2 separate regions of the Homo sapiens genome follow, and region 1 is linked to region 2. A link is a loop called in an ENCODE intact Hi-C map of the cell type or tissue named here. Cell type or tissue: right lobe of liver. All regions are shown on one strand. Links, peaks and the distances in the headings refer to the core of each region. The heading gives the core; the rest is flanking DNA.

Region 1 (2,914 bases), core at 298-2,797, 55 kb before region 2:
GCCACATCCCCATGAAGAAAAGCATCTCACAGAGGTCAACTGGTGTTTTCCAGGTCACACAAGGTCAACACTGAACCCAGAATCCAGATTTTCTAACCTATGCTTCCCAGTAGCTTTCACTCTCACTGTAATTTTTATTGTTGTTATTTTTAAAGCTTAGGGGTTAACTCCCCTACCCCAGTGTGCGCAAACACACACACACACACACACACACACACACACACACACACACACGTTTAATATAGAGAGAAACATGAAGTTCTCTTTTCACAAGACATTAAGGGAATGGAAATTGTGAAGAAAGCTGTGAAGAACTTCCAAGTCATATTCAGGATTTTCCCAAATGGTTAGGTTAAGTACACAGAAAAAGGTAGCCTCCCTACCTCCCCAGGGTGGCTCCAGTCTATCTGAAGGGGCCATTCTCTGGCCATCCTGAAACTCATGCAGGTGGTGACTTCATCTTTCCCTGAGTAAGTGTGGTCACCGGCAGACACTCCCGGCGGGGAACAGGCAGGCAGGCCAGGATGTGGGAGGGTGATTCAGCAGGTAACAGCAAAGCCCCATAAGCCACCCTGTGGAAACGCCCATGAGGTCCACCCTCTCAGGCAAGTTTTAGAGGACAGAAGCCAAACTCCTACTCCCCACACTATTTTCCTCAAGACGAATTTTCTGTTGTCCCCTTTAGGAGAAAAGCTTCATATCCTGATCCACGGATCCCCGAATATTCCTGATGAATGTGGTCACTGCAATATGGTTCCCTTTTCTCTTCTTTCCTTCCTTCCTTCCTTTCTCTTTCTTTTCTTTCTTTCTTTTTTTTTTGAGACAGAGTCTTGCTCTTGTCGGCCAGCCTGGAGTGCAGCGGCACGATCTCGGCTCACTGCAACCTCTGCCTCCCCGGTTCAAGAGATTCTCCTGCCTCAGCCTCCCAAGTAGCTGGGATTACAGGCGCCCGTCACCATGCCCGGCTAATTTTTGTATTTTTAGTAGAGATGGTGTTTTGCCATTTTGACCAGGCTGGTCTCAAACTCCTGACCTCGTGATCTGCCTGCCTCGGCCTCCTAAAGTGATGGGATTACAGGCGTGAGCCACTGCACCCGGCCTCCCTTTGCTTTTCTTATGAAAAGGATTGATGGGCACTTGCCAACTTTATTTAGGCTCCTGCAGGTGAGGTGCTCCATGTTGAGCAGCCCTAGAATCCTGCACAGTCTGGGGCCTGGTGAGCCTGCAGCTAACTCAAGTGGTTGAGACGTGTTTGTTGAGGGAAGGAAGGGAAGAAATAGAAACTGTTAAAGGAATCTCTTCTTGAACTTCCTTATTGTATTCAGAGTTTTAAAAGCATGTAATTATGATGTTGTAACTGAAACTCTGAATATAACTATCGATATCTGAAACTTGTAATAAATTAATGAAAAATGAGTTGATTTCTTTTTTTCTTACTTCTTGGCACTTGGATCATAAAAACTGAAATGTTCTCTTGAAGCATATTTTGAAGTGTGGTTTTTTCCTTTCTCAGTGGATATTTATAGAACAAACATTAACATGCAAATTATATGGATACATTCTACCCCCACCCAACCCTCTTCATAATAGCCTGTGAAAAGTCAGACCGCGAAGGCACAAAGACGGTCTTATTACTTTTAACCTTTGGGGAGGGCGGCATGAACCACGGAAAGTTTACTTGGGTATCAAACTCAAAATGTACCTATGGCTTGACACAGCTCTGCCAGATAACACTCCCACACACATGCCAAGGTGCTTTTTGGACTTTGCTATGGAGACAGCCTCGCAATTAACGACACACACCGGGAAGGACAAAGAGAGAGGAAAAGTGTTTTCTGAAATGTCAGGTCCTCCCTCCTGCTGACTCTCAGCAATTTGTCAGGGGCTTTTCTCTGTGGTACTGGAGCTGGATTTTCCCACAGGTAAACTAGTTTTCCAGCTCGCACTCAGGAGCCCTGCTCTTCTGGGAAGCCCTAGGGTGTAATCTGGAGCCTGGTTGGGTTTTGGGGGTGTCATCTGACATCAGTTACCTCAGTGGGAAGGCCCTAGGCCGGAGTCAGGTGTTGAGAAGGGAGGTGAGGTTTGGTGCTTCCGAGGGTTGCTTAGTCCCAGTCAGATGCAATCTCTATCTCCTATGAAAAAGAAATACAATTCCTGTCACTCTCTTTCCTTAAAACCAACTTTGGGCCTTTATTACCCATAAGACAAAGCCTAAATTACTTAGTCTAGCACACAAGATTCTTAAGAAACTGGCTCTAGCCTAATCTCTCTCATTTCTTGATACTTATGAGTCGTTTGTCCTAAGGACCTGACAGTGTAGCTGTTACAAACTGTTGTGGGCTTCCAGCACGTTACATGGGGTACACAACACAGGCTCCCTTCCTGGACTGACCCCTCCACTGTAAGTGCCTTGTAAACTAATCTTGAGACACATTCAGCTGCCAGCCATCCCTAAATCCCTCCTGTGCTTGTTTAAAATCTGCATTGTGATGTGTATTCCATTAGAGTGAGTTTAGGCCAGGTGCGGTGGCTCATGCCTGTAATCCTCCTAGTACTTTGCGAGGCTAAGGCGGGCAGATCACTTGAGGTTAGGAGTTTGAGACCAGCCCGGCTAACACGGTGAAACCCTGTCTCTACTAAAAATACAAAAATTAGCCAGGCGTATGGCGGGCATCTGTAGTCCCAGCTACTCAGGAGGCTGAGGCAGGAGAATCGCTTGAACCCAGGAGGCGGAGGCTGCAGTGAGCTGAGATTGCACCATTGCACTCCAGGCTGGGTGACAAGAGCAAGACTCCATCTCAAATAAATAAATAAAAATAGAGTGAATTTAATTTCTCATATGTCCACATCTTCCACAAGTCTCTGAACTCCTTGAAGGCAGGGGCTATATCCGTTTCTCTCTGAATTCCCATTT
Region 2 (2,914 bases), core at 138-2,637:
CACGAACCCACCGGGAGGAATGAACAATTCTGGAGGGGAGGAACAAACAACTCCAGATGCGCCGCCTTAAGAGCTGTAACTCTCACCGCGAAGGTTTGCAGCTTCACTCCTGAAGCCAGTGAGACCACGAACCCAACAGAAGGAAGAAACTCCGAACATGTCCGAACATCAGAAGGAACGAATTCCAGACACACTATCTTTAAGAACTGTAACACTCACCGCGAAGGTCCGTGGCTTCATTCTTGAAGTCAGTGAGACCAAGAACCCACCAATTCCAGACACAATGTCTCCACTTGACCCTGGCAGAGGGACCTTGAAAATTTTGGGAACTGGGTCACCAAAGGCCACTCTGGATGCACTTGTAATCTAGAGTGAATAGAAAATTCTATAATTGCTATTCTAGATAAAATTACTCAGATTTGAGAACTGGATTCCTTTTAGTTATTGTGTCCTATGGATTGTTCTGGTTGTTGAGACGAATTCTAGGGCAAGGCATGCCATTGTCGTGGTGAGGAAGTTGGGGTTTAAGTGAATGAAGATTCTCATTGTGAAGAATTGAAATATGACCCTGACTAGGAGAGGAAGGGACTAGAGGAGTCGTTCCAAGCCAAAAAAGCCAGCCCAGGCCGGGCGCTGTGGCTCACACCTGTAATCCTAGCACTTTGGGAGGCTGAGGCAGGTGGATCATGAGGTCAGGAGATCGAGACCATCCTGGCTAACATGGTGAAACCCCGTCTCTACTAAAAATACAAAAAATTAGCTGGGAGTGGTGGCGGGTGCCTGTAGTCCCAGCTATTCAGGAGGCTGAGGCAGGAGAATGGCATGAACTTGGGAGGCGTAGCTTGCAGTGAGCTGAGATCACGCCACTGCACTCCAGCGTGGCAGCAAAGCTTTTGTCTTCATTTTTATTTTTGAGTGGATAATAAACACATTGAGTACAAAATTTAAAAGCTACACAAAGCATATACTGTGAAAGGAAGCCATGCTCACTTCCCGCCTCCTCCAGCCACGAGTTCTCCCTAGAAGCAATCATTGATACCAGCTCCACAGGCATCTTTCCAGAGATACTTTCTCTAACCAACATCAAACCTTGAGTATAGATGTTACACCCAACAGCCTCATGTCAATGGTGCTCTGAGGAACTGAGGGGTGAGACAATGAAGGAAAGTGCAGCCTGCCCAGCCTATGCACTCCTCTGGAGCCAGCCTGGTAGTCCCAGTATGGTTTAGGGTGGGGGGCAGGTAGTTGTCTAGGAGTCTGAGGTAGTACCAAGCACCAGGGTAGGAGGGAAGCCTTCATCCTGCTCTTATAAGAATGAAGCTGAGCCACTTGGCAAACATGTGGATCAAATCAAGAACCACTACACTCACCACGAACACATACAATAGGCATTTTTAAGCTGTTAGAGCCACATAATTATTTTTTCCTACGACCTTTGACTTCTGTTGGATCGCTCTGTGCTCTTCCAGACTTCTTTCACCTCTTTCTCTAGGCTTCACCTCTGCCCCCTTATTAAGTCAACATGTGTACTTCCTGCATTACTGTGTCATTTATCTCTATCCCAAGAAGTATGTAGTTTTAGTAGAAAAGAGAGTTCTCATTTAACTCTCTAATGACACAATTTTGTGACTATTTAAAGCAAGTCATTTAGCCTTTCTGAACCTTAATTCTCACATCTGTAAAACTGATGACTACTTACATATTTCCCCGGCTTGCTAAGTAAAGCAATTATAAAATACTCATCAATGTGAAAAATAAGGTAGAAAGGTTCTGTTCTCCATGCTTCAAAAACCTTTGCTGCTAAGAAAGCTGCCAATACCTGCTTTGGGCATTGTGGGTGCTGCAGACTAGGAGCTCCAAGGCATGTTCCCAATGCAGAACCACCAGTCCCAGAGAAGATACACTATGGGAGATTCTGCTGGTCTTACAAGAGAGGTGGAAGTCTAGAAGAACCTCTTTATTCCAAAGAGAGAAAGAAAAAAAAAGGAGATAAATTAGTACAGCCATTATGGAAAACAGTGTGGCAGTTCCTCAAAAAACTAAAACCAGAACTACCACATGATCTAACAATCCCACTACCAGATATATCCAAAGAAAATGAAATCAGTATGTCTAAGAGATATCTTTACTCCCATGTGTAGCACAGCACTATTTGCAATAACCAAGTTATGAAAACAACCGAAATGGCCATCATGTATATAATTGATATAGTTTGGGTCTGTGTCCCTGTTCAAATCTCATGTCAAATTGTAATCCCCAATGTTGGAGGTGGGGCCTGGTGGGAGGTGATTTGTTCAGGGGCCGATTTCCCCCTCGATGTTGCTTTCATGATAGTGAGTGCTTGTGAGATTTGGTTGTTTAAAAGTGTATGGCACCTCCCCCATCTCTCTTTTCCTTCTGCTCCAACCATGTAAGACATGCCTGCTTCTTCTTCACCTTCCACCATGCTTGTTAATTTTCCTGGGGCCTCTCCAGCCATGCTTCCTGTACAGCCTGCAGAACTGCAAGCCAATTAAACCTCTTTTCTTTATAAATTACCCAGTCTCAGGTATTGATAGCATGCAAGAATGGACTAATGCAATAATGGAATATTATTCAACCATAGAAAAGAATGAAATCCTGTCATATGTGGCAACATGGGTGAGCCTGGAGGACACTAAGTGAAAGAATCCAGGCACAGAAAGATAAATACCATAAATATCACATGTTCTCATTCATCTGTAGAAGTTCAAAAATTTGATCTCATAGAAGTAGAATAGTGGTAACTAGAGGCTGGAAACTAGTGGCTGGGAGGGGAGATAGGGAGAGGTTGGTTAATAGGCATAAAATTATAGGTAGACAACAGGATTAAGTTCTAGTGTTCTATTGCACTGTAGGGTGACTATAGTTAACAATAATTTATTGCATACGTTCA

Evidence for each region. Hi-C counts contacts between places; a loop is a spot of excess contacts. Peaks named below come from ENCODE experiments on the same cell type or tissue, not always from the same donor. Only the 100,000 strongest peaks of a DNase experiment are listed, where the experiment ranks them.
Region 1: it touches region 2 in a loop (2.4-fold over the local background); 2 of 110 quality-filtered maps call a loop at or near these places.

Annotation. Positions count from the first base shown.
Region 1 is chr3:171,958,705-171,961,618 of GRCh38, reverse strand. LOC105374217 (a long non-coding RNA gene) reads right to left here. Exons shown (of 4, transcript XR_924718.4): 3 at 2,031-2,132. Among named protein-coding and RNA genes, the nearest start is that of TMEM212-AS1, 59 kb to the right of the region's middle. RefSeq lists an enhancer at 573-1,073. In right lobe of liver, for the core only: no CTCF peak of the experiment used is centred there; DNase peaks (open chromatin) are centred at 529 and 1,738; H3K27ac peaks cover 679 bases.
Region 2 is chr3:171,903,570-171,906,483 of GRCh38, reverse strand. All of the region lies in intron 1 of LOC105374218 (a long non-coding RNA gene), which reads right to left. Among named protein-coding and RNA genes, the nearest start is that of TMEM212-AS1, 4.3 kb to the right of the region's middle. In right lobe of liver, for the core only: no CTCF peak of the experiment used is centred there; no DNase peak of the experiment used is centred there.